Linked DNA regions of Homo sapiens: region 1 is linked to region 2. The links are chromatin contacts, found by Hi-C or POLR2A ChIA-PET in ENCODE. All regions are on one chromosome and are shown on one strand. Each heading gives the region's core, a stretch centred on a gene start or an enhancer-like site at or near the end of the contact. The rest is flanking DNA. Distances are from core to core; before and after follow the strand shown.

What was found. A loop is a pair of places that touch in the nucleus more often than their neighbours do. ChIA-PET counts read pairs that join two places held with the same protein, here RNA polymerase II (POLR2A). Pooled maps may share reads with other maps.
Region 1: a loop to region 2 is called in a map of B cell, with 8 times the contacts of the local background. The contact joins the promoter of TP53BP1 here to the promoter of TUBGCP4 in region 2. A Hi-C loop is called at or near these places in 1 of 168 maps with a recorded cell type or tissue (B cell), 2 of 37 single-sample maps with no recorded cell type and 10 of 50 pooled maps. POLR2A ChIA-PET finds 5 or more read pairs at or near these places in 6 of 52 experiments (HEK293T, MCF 10A, Panc1 and 1 more).

Annotation. Positions count from the first base shown.
Region 1 is chr15:43,491,889-43,497,746 of GRCh38, forward strand. TP53BP1 (tumor protein p53 binding protein 1) reads right to left here and starts at 1,268. Exons shown (of 28, transcript NM_001141980.3): 1 at 1,149-1,268; 2 at 396-580; 3 at 114-207. The coding sequence starts at 1,155. RefSeq lists enhancers at 294-1,002, 1,003-1,709, 3,206-3,706.
Region 2 is chr15:43,368,683-43,374,724 of GRCh38, forward strand. It overlaps TUBGCP4 (tubulin gamma complex component 4), which reads left to right and starts at 2,419. Exons shown (of 18, transcript NM_014444.5): 1 at 2,419-2,750. The coding sequence starts at 2,673. It overlaps ZSCAN29 (zinc finger and SCAN domain containing 29), which reads right to left and starts at 2,361. Exons shown (of 6, transcript NM_001372080.1): 1 at 1,876-2,361; 2 at 914-1,343; 3 at 241-445. The coding sequence starts at 1,231. RefSeq lists a silencer at 2,060-2,329 and an enhancer at 2,430-2,549.

The DNA.
Region 1 (5,858 bases), core at 18-2,517, 120 kb after region 2:
ACAGTAGGCTTCCTTACATACATTCGACACAACCACATAAAGTTTAAATCCACCCAGCACCAACAAGAGCACCCAAAAAATGCAAAGGGGACAGATAGCTTTAAACACCTCACCTGCAACCTTGTTTTCTTTCAAATGTTCATTGAACCCACTATTACCGTCTCCTCGTTCTTCTCCAGCTGTTTGTTCAGGATTGGACACAACATCCTAGAAAATACACATACAAAATATCCCCATTATATATGAAATAGTTCAAAATGAAACCTACTATTTGTGAACAATTTTTCCAATCAACTTTATTGAGAAGGTAATGATCTTCTAAATACTTATGTTTGCTGGTTTTCGGTTTAAAAAAAAAAATCTGCTCAATCTTCTTCAAACAAGGTATCACTCACCAACACAGGATTTTCTTTGTGCGTCTGGAGATTAGGAAGGTGTCGAGATAGCATACTGAAGTGAGAACCAGAATCATCCTCTAGAACCTGGCTTTCAGGCTGAGAATCTTCAATTATCAGGCAAGGAGTATCTTGCTGAGAGAAATCTGAATCCAACTGACTTCCAGTAGGGTCCATCTGCTCCCCTGGAATGGAATAACAAAAGATCAGTTCCGTGTAACCTACTAGCCTTGCTCACGCAGTCTAAACCTAAATAATGGGGCGGAAGTACAAGAGCTGGGAAACGGGACCACTTCAGGACTCCTCCAATTAGAATATTATATTTATAATTGCTGCAAGCACTTTCCTATCATGCCTACCAAGTCACCATTCCTCGTTATTTACAATAAGCCTGACTATCCCTCCCTATTTTTCATCACCTTCTCGTAGACACCCTTTCCCCTCCTTCCTAACCTCTTCTCTCCCCGCCCCTTTTTCCATCCCCCCCGCCACGTCCTTCTGGCGCCTCTACCTCCCCCCAAAAGAATGTTTTCTAAAATCTGTTCGCCAGAGGCCCCACAGCCTTTCAGCTTTCCTCACGACCACCAAGCCTTCTTAGCTAACGTTTCCCCACCCCCTCCTTAGGGCCCTCCAACCCCTTCCCCGTCACCGCCGCCATGCTTGCCACCCCGCCCCCTCCGGTCAGCCATCCCTTCAGACCCGAAATCCAGGCCTTCAGAGCCCACTGCACTCCCATTTCTCTCCAAACAGTACCAGGCATCCCGGCGGGAGGTCCCTCGCGCTCGAGCTAGAGGTCTCTGCACGCTCCCCAAGTCCCTCCAGATCGATCCCTAGGTCGCCGCTGTCGCCACCGCCGCCACCGGCCGCGAACTCCCCCTTTCCCGTCACGTCACACAATATCGGATCGTCCATTCGCTGCCGCCGCCCGCCACTCAAGAAATCCCGTGGATGATAGGTAGCTGCGGCAGAGTGCCCTGCCCCACGTAAGAAAAAGGAACACGGCGGCGCGTTTCCATGGCAGCATGGACGTTGCAGGCCCTCCCCTTTAGTAGAGCCGGAGAATGACGGTATCCTTGAACCGAAGGGACCTTGAGAGGGCGTGAAATACCTTCCCCTGCTTCCAGGACGATTGCATTTACCACTACTCAGACATTTCAGTACCTCTACCTGCTTTTTCTCGTTCACGCCCCTTAATCCCCGTCCCTCACCCTCTTTCCTGGAAAAGGAGAGAGTTTCCCAGCTTTCTCATAACAGGGCAAAGAAGAAGCGGCTTGAGGATGGCTAGGTACTTCAGAGCTGGTGAACCCAACAGAAGAGACTCTTTCTTCTTTGACACAGGGTTAACCTGTGTCAATCAGGATCCCTTTTGTGGGCCTCTACCCTGAATCCAAGGGCCTGACATTACATCTCTGCCAGGGCGTTTTTAGTATTTGTTTGTTTTTACATTGTATAAGGGCTCCAGTAAGCCATATTTCTTCCCATTGCCCTTTTCCGCCTAGGACGTATTTCAAGCTTCACACTTGTTTATCGTTGCCTTATCTTTTATGGGATTGCCTGCAGAGACTACAGCCCCAGACATATTTTGCACCTCCCATTGAGAGAATTGAGCACTGTCATTCTCAAACTCCATGGTAAAGAGAACAGCTGCCACCCCTTCTAACTAGATGACCTCAAAGATACTTCCAAACCCAGAGATTCTATTATCCTAATTATGGTGCCAGGGTCTTAAAGAGGGTGTGGCAGCTGTGACGAGTCTTAATGAACTAAGCCCCATGTGGCATATGTGTTTGTTTTGTTGTTGTTGTTGTTGAGGGGTGGGGGTATATTATTTAAGTGGCAGTTGGATCCAGGATAGAATTCTAGCCAGAGCAGCTGTCAATAGGGAAAGCACCTAGCACAGTGCCAAACATATACATAGTAGGCATTCAATATGAGGCAGTTTTCTCTTTCTACCCCAGGCTCAGATTTATTTCGGCACAGCCCAACCATGATTCTCCATTTCTGTAAATGCCCAATTCAGCACGTGATATAGGCAAAGCTGAAGTGGAGCTTCCTACCAGTCTTCTCACTGCTGCTATAAATTACAGTGATCCTATTTTCCAAACCAAATTCAAAGCATGTTGTCTGAATACACGTTACTTATGGGAACAAAAGGACTGACTCCTTGAAACTGTCCTGAAAAATCTAGAATCTATTACTGCTATAACTGGAATATAATTATGGTCGCCAGTATGTTTTATTAGTGGAGCTAAAATGAAATGGACCACACAGAGATGCATCTCACTTCTTAATCTTAAAATCATTTATAATTGACTCTTTTCATACTCCACTCCTAAAGCTGCAGAACACCAGTGACTAAACAAATCTAATACTTAAAGACCAGGTTAGAGCAATACTAACTACACTAGCTGGACAAAGTGAGTTCATCTGCTCTATTTGAGAGGGCACAACCAACCAGGTCCTGTTATGAGTAAATCATGACCTTGAGTCCCATAAAAATCCCCCAAAAGTTACCATTTTTTTGCTTTTCTTCTCCAGCCTGCTTCTGCTTCCTCCCCAAGTGAGGCACAAATAAACAGATCTGTTTGATTACTTGACAAGTGTGTTTGTCGAAACATAAAATGGCTGGGCGCAGTGGCTTACACCTGTAATCCCAGCACTTTGGGAGGCAGAGGCAGGTGGATTACTTGAGCCCAGGAATTTGAGACCAGCCTGGGCAACATGGCAAAAGCCCATCTCTAAAAAATATACGAAAAAAATTAGCTGGGTGTGGTGGCATGTGCCTGTAGTCCCAGCTACTCAGGAGGCTGAGGTGAGAGCATCTCCTGAACTAGGAGGCACAGGTTGCAATGAGCCAAGATTGCAACACTGTGCTCCAGCCTGGGCAAGAGAGTGAGACCCTGTCTGAAACAACAACAATAAAAACCTAAAAACCGCCAGGCGCAGTGGCTCACACCTGTAATCCCAGCACTTTGGGAGGACGAGGCGGGCGGATCATGAGGTCAGGAGATCGAGACCATCCTGGCTAAGATAGTGAAACCCCGCCTCTACTAAAAATACAAAAAATCAGCTGGGCATGGTGGTGGGCGCCTGTAGTCCCAGCTACTCAGGAGGCTGAGGCAGGAGAATTGCTTGAACCCTGGAGGCGTAGGTTACAGTGAGCCGAGATCGTGCCACTGCACTCCAGCGTGGGCAGCAGAGTGAGACTCCGTCACACACACACACACACACACACACACACACACACACAAAAGCCAGGTGCGGTAGCTCACGCCTGTAATCCCAGCACTCTGGGAGGCCAAGTCGGGCAGATCACGAGGTCAGGAGATCGAGACCATCCTGGCTAACACGGTGAAACACGGTCTCTACTAAAAATACAAAAAATTAGCCGGGTGCGCGGGCAGGCGCCTGTAGTCCCAGCTACTTGGGAGGCTGAGGCAGGAGAATGGCGTGAACCCGGGAGGCGGAGCTTGCAGTCAGCAGAGATCGCGCCACTGCACTCCAGCCTGGGTGACAGAGTGAGACCCCGTCTCAAAAAAAAAAAAAAAGCCTAAAAACCTCAGCCTGACTAAAAATAGATAAATAAATGAGTGAGCCATTTGCATTACTAAACAAGAATCTTAAAAAAAACTGTTAAGAAAAACTATTAATTCCTTGTTAGGCAGTGTGGCAATTAAATTAATCATTAAATTATCCAGAAAAATAAACTACAGGCAGAATGGTTGCAGCTAGATGAGCCAAAGGCCTTTATTGACTCCTAGACTGCAAAGGACCAACAGCACATCTACCTGTCTACAGGTAACATCTTTTCCTAAACCACCTTAGACAGAGAAATCTAACTTACCTCTAAAGCCCTCCCAGAGAAGGCTCATCAGATCTTAGGTTAACTTGCTTTAAAGTTTAACAAACCTCATTGTCAGAAATTTTTCTTCTAATATTAATCTTCTAATCTTCTAACCTAAATCCTTTATTATAGAATTTAAAGCCATTTCCTCTCATATTGTCTTTAACTGCTATCTTTAAAACCTAGATAGATGTCATTAAGTTGGGATCATCTCATTTGGTCCTATAATTATATAATAAATTTCAAACCATCAAACAACAAATCTAAATACTATATGACTTAGTTTGTGAGTATTTTTCTGAAGCCTCCTCAAAGACTTCTTAAGCAAAAGAACCCTAGCCCAGCTTATTCTTCCCTCACAGGTATTCCACCAACCTTTAAAGTTGCTTCACGATCTTATGAAAACTCATAGTTTTGGAGCTCAGTGGCAGAGTACTCTACTGAGGAGAATTGACAAGTGCCAAATTTAATGATAGGAAAACAATCATATATTCCTTTTTTTTTTTTTTTTTTGAGATGGAGTTTCACTCTTTTTGCCCAGGCTGGAGTGCAATGGTGTGATCTCCGCTTACGGCAACCCCTGCCTCCTGGGTTCAACTGATTCTCCTGCCTCAGCCTCCTGAGTAGCTAGGATTACAGGCATGTGCAACACACCTGGCTAATTTTGTATTTTTAGTAGAGACAGAGTTTCTCCATGTTGGTCAAGCAGGTCTCGAACTCCGGCCTCAGGTGATCCGCCCACCTCAGCCTCCCAAAGTGCTGGGATTACAGGCATGAGCCATAGTGCCCAGCCTCTCCCCTCTTTGTATAGAAGTAATCAAATCTTCACATCCAAGTATCATCTCCTGTCCACTCTACTTCTCTACGTTTGCAGTCTGGCTTCAACCTCCATAAATCTAATGCCTAGCACAATGCCAGACACAAAGTAGTTACTCTAAACATGTTAATGACTGATTCTAAAATTTTCTTGTCAAATTACCTCATTATCAGCCAGGTGCGGTAGCTCAAGTAATCCCAGTACTTTGGGAGGCCAAGGCAGGCTGATTGCTTGAGCTCAGGAGTTCAAGACTAGCCTGGCCAGCATGGTGAAACCCCGTCTCTATTAAAAATACAATGGTGGTGTGCACCTGTATTCCCAGCTACTCAGGAGGCTGAGGTGGAAGAATCACTTGAACCTGGGAGGCAGAGGTTGCAGTGAGCCGAGATCGCACCACTGCACCCCAGCCTGGGCTACAGAGTGAGACTCTGCCTCAAAAAACAACAACAAATTACCTCATTATCTTTGACGTCTGTAGTGTCTGATGCTGTTGCCATTCCCTCCTCAAAATTCTCATCCTGTGACTCGATAAATCCTGGCTCTTCTCTACCATCTCAGCTTTCTTTCCAATTCCTAACTTCCTGGAAGCCAGTACTATAGAATAAAAATCGAGAGTGATATGAACATGCTCAACACAGATGAACCTTGAAAACATTATGCTAAGTGAAATAAGCCAGACACAAAAGAACAAATATTGTGTGATTCCACTTATACGAGGTACCTAGAGTAGGCAAATTCAGAAAGAGAGAAAGTAGAATGGTGGCTGCCAGGAGCTAGGAGGAGGGAGGAAAGGGAATTTATT
Region 2 (6,042 bases), core at 1,169-3,668:
ATACTATCATCATTACCAAGAGGAAATAAAATAATTCCAAGTTCCGATAAAAACTAGGGAGCCATTCTCTTGTGGACTTATCAAGAGGTAATATGAATACCAGAGGCTAAACTACATGTCAACAACCACATATTCTGCAATTTCCACTTACTCCTGAAATCCCTTTCCCACTCACTATTCCCAACCCTACTTCCCAACTTGGAATGGCAGTCTATCTTCCCATATGAATCTACTCCTCACCGCTCCTTTGAAAAGGTTTGAGCTTCTCCTTTGGGTTCATCTGCTCCTGTGGTCCCAGGTCTGGGCTTCTTGCCCTCTCTTTCTTGGGTACACCCCTGGGCTGGGGTTCCACTGACTCCTGCCGAACACTTAATAACTCTTGTGATGATTTCGGGGGTGTCATCTTCTCCAAGCGCACTTCCTGCCCCTTCACAGAGACTGTGACCTAGAAACAACCCCCGTTAATTGTCACTGCAAGATCATAATGAGGGGCATTCCCAGAGGAGAGTATTTAATACCCCAAAAGAGATCATCTTTCAGAGCCATGGCCAGGGTTGTAGGGGTGAGGGAGGTTAACGCGAACAAGGGTCTTATTCCATTGCCATTAGCTTAAAGCAGTTGAAACTCCAGAAGGAAACGATCAAAATAGTAAACCCACCTTCAGGCTGAAAAAAAAAAATCCCCTTTCTTCCCTATTAAGAAACTATAGGAAAAACTCATTATGACAGGGTAGGTGAAGGTACACCCAGGAAGCATCTCCAGACAAGCACTATCTGAAAAAGTTACCTATACCAGACCAGAAGTATAAGCCTCACCAAGGGAGACTGTGTCCCTCTTTAAGCCTGTCTATATCTTAATTTAGCCCTCCACCCAGTATCACACTTTTGAATTTGAATTCCCCCTCCCTTCTCACCGAAGATCTAGGTCTTCCAGGCTCTCTTTCTAAATCTTCCACGAGAGTCACTGCCTCCTCTCCATTTTCTGGACATTGTTCCTGTACCCAATTCTGGATCTCCCCAGGTAAGACGGTCAGGAACTGCTCTAGCACCAACAGTTCTACAATCTGCTCCTTGGTGCGCACCTCCGGCCTTAGCCACCGACAGCAAAGTTCCCAGAGTTGGCTGAAAGCCTCCCGCGGCCCAGCCACCTCCTGGTAATGGAATCTCCTGAAACGCTGTCGGAAGGTCTCAGAGTTAGTGCCATTCTCTCTTAGAGCTGATTTGGCCATCATTAATAGCAGAATGCAGCTTCCCTTCGCTTAGGAGTCTGGGTTCCAGGGCTTACATCTATCTTCCCATGTCCTTGGAGAATCCCCTGCAGATGACTGTAAGAGGTGTTTCTTCCTAGGGCAGAGAAAGATGGCACTATCAGAAGGAATACATTCATATGTCTAAAGTCTTGCCAGAGCTGGCCTGCCTTTCCATGTGCTCCGAGTGGCCTTCTAAGGTAGCACAATCTTCAGTAAATAGACTTTGCAAAAACTGCTTTTCTGGTTGACTTCCAGGGCAGCCCCAGGAAGCAGCAGAGAATAAAAGTACTGTCTGCCCCTCTCCCACCTCCTCCAAATCCGATCCCATTTAACTTCCCTGGCCAATGTTGCACAGTGAGTCCGAACCATATAGGAGAGCTGGAGTTCGAGAGGATCTAAAGACAAGTCACCATCCTGCTTGAAGGCAACAAAAAGCCTCTGTCCAGCTGGTCGCAGCTGATCTCCCCCAGTATCTCCGCAGTCCTTCCCGAGGCCTTCTGCGTCCGCCCCGCCCCCTCGGGCTGCACAACTCCCAAAGCCCACCCCAGGCAAAAATCACGTCCAGAATCTCGGGTCTTTGTTTTCCCCGCGTAGTAGTAGCCGCTCAGCAAGGATTAGGGAGCTACCTGTCGGAAAACCTCGCGCAAGGAGAGAAGCTGGTTTTGGCTCCAAAGCGAGGACCATGGGGGCTTGGGGAGAGTCACATTGGGCAGGAGAGACGGAATCCGAGGAGCAGTAGTAACGGGCTTCCTGAGGACGGGCTCGGGTGTCGGCCAGAGGCTCCAGGTGCTGCCGGTTCGCGGACGCAGAGCTCTCAGCCCAAGGAGCAGCGGCTGCGGGATTCTGGCCTCTTTTGTCTCCGCTCCCTCCGGCCGGGTAACCCGGAGCCGTCGTGCGGTCCCTCCAGAGGCCTCTGACCCGGCTAAGGCGCCCTGAGGGCGCCCTCCAGCCCACCCCTGGGAGCGTCTCCCTCTCGAGCTGCCCCTCAACCCCCTCGCATCCTTGCCTCCGGGCCAGCCTCACCCACTCGGGGTCCGACCCTGACCCCGGCCCCGGCCCCGGCCCCGGCCCCGGCTCTCCAGCCTCCCAAGTACAGCTCCCAAACCGGAAGTCCGAGCGGGCGGCTCGGGGCACCGAGGGCGCATGCGCGAGGGCAGCGACCGCGACTCAGTCTCCGCAGAGCCCGGGCGGGAGTAGCTGGTGGACCCCGTTGAGCTGCCGAACTTCCGGGACTCCCCCGCGACCCCTTCCCAGCTTCCCGTCCGCTCCGCCGCAGCGATTGTCTCGGTGGGTTGATTCGGCACAAACCGCCCGACCCAGGGGCCGGTGCGCGTGTGGAAGGGGAAGCACTCCCCTCGTGGTCGCCTGGAGGTGCGCTGGAGGAGGGGGTGACATAACCAGGGACTCGAGGTCCGCCGTGGGAATGATCCACGAACTGCTCTTGGCTCTGAGCGGGTACCCTGGGTCCATTTTCACCTGGAACAAGCGGAGTGGCCTGCAGGTACTGTCCGGCGCAGAGCGCGGGAACCAGGGAGCGCAGGAGGGGGGACCTGAGCCAGCGCCTGGGGGAGTAGGCTGAGGGACCTAGCGAGCGGGGCTTCCAGGGCTGGGGGCGTATCCCTGGACAGGTGACTGGAGGGCAGCCCCTTAGGGTCAAGGCTGATGCGACACCTAGAGAGGCCGGGCCTAGGCTAGAAAACGGAGGGCAGACCTCGAAGAGCCCCACCTGTGGCGGGGCGAGGAAAGGGCCTGAGGTCCAGGTGTCTGACAGTTGCTGGGGAATGATATAGAAGTGTGGGAGGCACTTTCTCCTATTTATTTTCACACGTGCATTGTTTGAGTTTTGAAGTACTGGGCCAAATACACAGCTCCCAAACACATGGTAAGCGCTCAGTAAAGTTTGTTGAAGGAAATAAATGAAATCGAGAGCGTGTGGTGTTTCCCTCATTACTCCTTTACCAGAAAATTTCTGCACTAGGTAAAGCACTTGGTAGGGGGCCTTTGTGTAACCAGGAATGTATGATGTTCCGTATGCATTATCTTATTTAATCCTCACAACCACCTTATCCATTTTACAGATTAAGCTAGGTTTAGAATAGTTAAATAACTATCGGGGTCATAGCTAGTAATTAACAGAGCTTAGTTTTGAAGCCAGGTCTGTCTGGCTTCAGTATTTGAACTACTTTTACCTGCTTCTGCTTCCAGTAATGTTATCTAATGCTCTCAATAATTTAGTCCACTTAGGTATTGTTTCTACCAGTTAACAAATGAGCAAACTGAAGCTCAGAAAACTTTATGCTGGCCAGTCCTAGTAGTGGCAAGACTGAAATCTAGGTCCGTCTGATCACCAAGACATGCCGATTCTTAGGAGACTGTGGAAGAGCAGAAAAAGTACATTCTTAGTCTATAAAACCTATAAATCAAACAGTTTCCTTTCGTTATTATTTATGAACATGTATTTGGAGTTTGGGAGTTTAGGTGAATTTTTGAAAAAAACAGGTGAAGATTTGTGTGGTGGAGTTTGAATTGTTATCTTTCACCTGTAGGTCTTTGAAGACTAATTCGATGTTTCACTTTTCTCCATAGATCTTAGTACAATGCCAGGCATATAGGAGGACAGTATTTAGGAAGTATGTGGGTGCCTGATGGTCCAAAATAAGAAGAGATAACACAGTACAGGAAAGATAGCTAGGGAGGGGGTGGGGGAGACAACCACAAGTAATTCATCTTTTCCCTTCCTTTCTTTCTTATGAAAAATTCTCAATCATGTATTTTCTACCATTTCATCCTCAAGGTCTCAGCTTTAAAGTCACTTTGTCAGAAAAACTTTCTCTGAGCACATCTTTAAGCATCCTCCCCTGATGCCATTATTCTCCATCAACTTGTTTATTTCCCTTGTAGGATTTGTCACAATTCATAATGTATTGTTGTTACCTGTTTTTAGCCTTTCTCCCGCATAGATTGCCCCTGGGAGCGAAGACCAGTGGTCTTCTTCATTCATCTACCCAGAGCACCTAGCACAGTTTCTGCCACATAGCAGGTGTTTAGGTATTGATGGAAGAAAAGAAGACAAAGATGGCAAATATTACATAATTTCTGCAGAGCAGTGTCTTTTACATTTGAGTAAAGGGAAAAGTTGTCATGAGTGCCAAGTGTTAATGAAAATTATTTTATTATATTGAATATGTATATACATAAGCTAGGTATAAACTCAAGCATAATACTCTTAAACAACTATAAAATCAAATATTTTTATAAATTAAAAGTAAACAAAACTACCAAATCAATAAGTTCAAATGACCATTATTCTAATGCAGGATTTCTCAGCCTGTTCCTATAACTGTGTTATATAGAATGGTATCAGTAACTTCGAGTTATTATTTGCTGTTTCAGAATAATTAGATATTGAACTTTTCGAAAACTCTGCCAACAAGAAACGCTCAAATGCCAATTTTAATAGTAGTATCACTTGATAACTGGTAGAGCTGTCTTGTTAATAATATAAAATTGCTTATGTGTATTGAGCACTAGCTATGTGGTTGGGATATGTGCTTTACACATGTATTAACTTATTTAATCCTCACAATTATTTTCTTCAGTTTATAGGTATGAAAACAGGCACAGACAGGTATAGTAACTTGCCTAAGCTTTCAAGCAAGTAAGAGGCAACTCAGGGATTCAAACCCAGGCAGTTGGGCTCCAGAGACCAGGTTCTTTTTTTTTTTTTTTTTTTCCGAGATGGAGTCTCGCTCTGTCGCCCAGGCTGGAGTGCAGTGGTGCAATCTCGGCTCACTGCAAGCTCCACCTCCTGGGTTCACGCCATTCTCCTGCCTCAGCCTCCCGAGCAGCTGGGACTACAGGCGCCTGCCGCCACACCCGGCTAATTTTTTTGTAGTTTTTTTAGTAAAGATGGGGTTTCACCGTGTTAGCCAGGATGGTCTCGATCTCCTGACCTCGTGATCCGCCCACCTCGGCCTCCCAAAGTGCTGGGATTACAGGCGTGAGCCACTGCGCCCGGCAAGAGACCAGGTTCTTAAGCACCGTGTTGTGCAACCTCTTAAGTTACTAACTTGAAGATGTGATTAGCATTGTGTCATTAAAATCTACATTAATTGGATTCCTAATCAATTTTCTATGGACTTGGTAACAGAAAAATTCTTCTTCGCCTATTTGTTACCACATTTACTGTCATATAAAATGGCATCCACATATAATCCATATTATATATCCATCCATATAATATGCTAAGTTCCTTTGGAGCAGTAATTGTATCTGATTTTGTTCACTCTTTTATCTCAAAGTATTAGCACAGTACCTGGGATATAGTAATGGAAATGTAAAATGGTACAGCCATTGTGGAAAATGGTATGGCAGTTCTTCAAAAAATTAAATAAAGGCCAGGCACAGCGGCTGACACTTGTGATCTCAGCACTTTGGGAGGGTGAGGCTGGAGGATCAGTTAATGCCAGGAGTTTGAGGCTAGCCTGCGCAACAGAGCAAGACTCCATCTCTACAAAAAAAAAATTTTTAATTAGCTGGGCATGGTGACACATGCCTGTAGTCCTAGCTACTCTGGTGGCTGAGGTGGGAGAATTGGTTGAACCTAGGGGTTCAAGGTTACAGTGAGCTATGAACCCACCACTGTATTCCAGTCTGGGTGACAGAGTGAAACCTTGTCTCTAAAAAAAAAAATTAAATATAAAATTCCCATACAATCTAGCAGTTCTACTTCAGGGTATATCCCAAAAGAAGTGAAAGCAGGAACCCAACAGATATTTGTACACCCGTGTTCA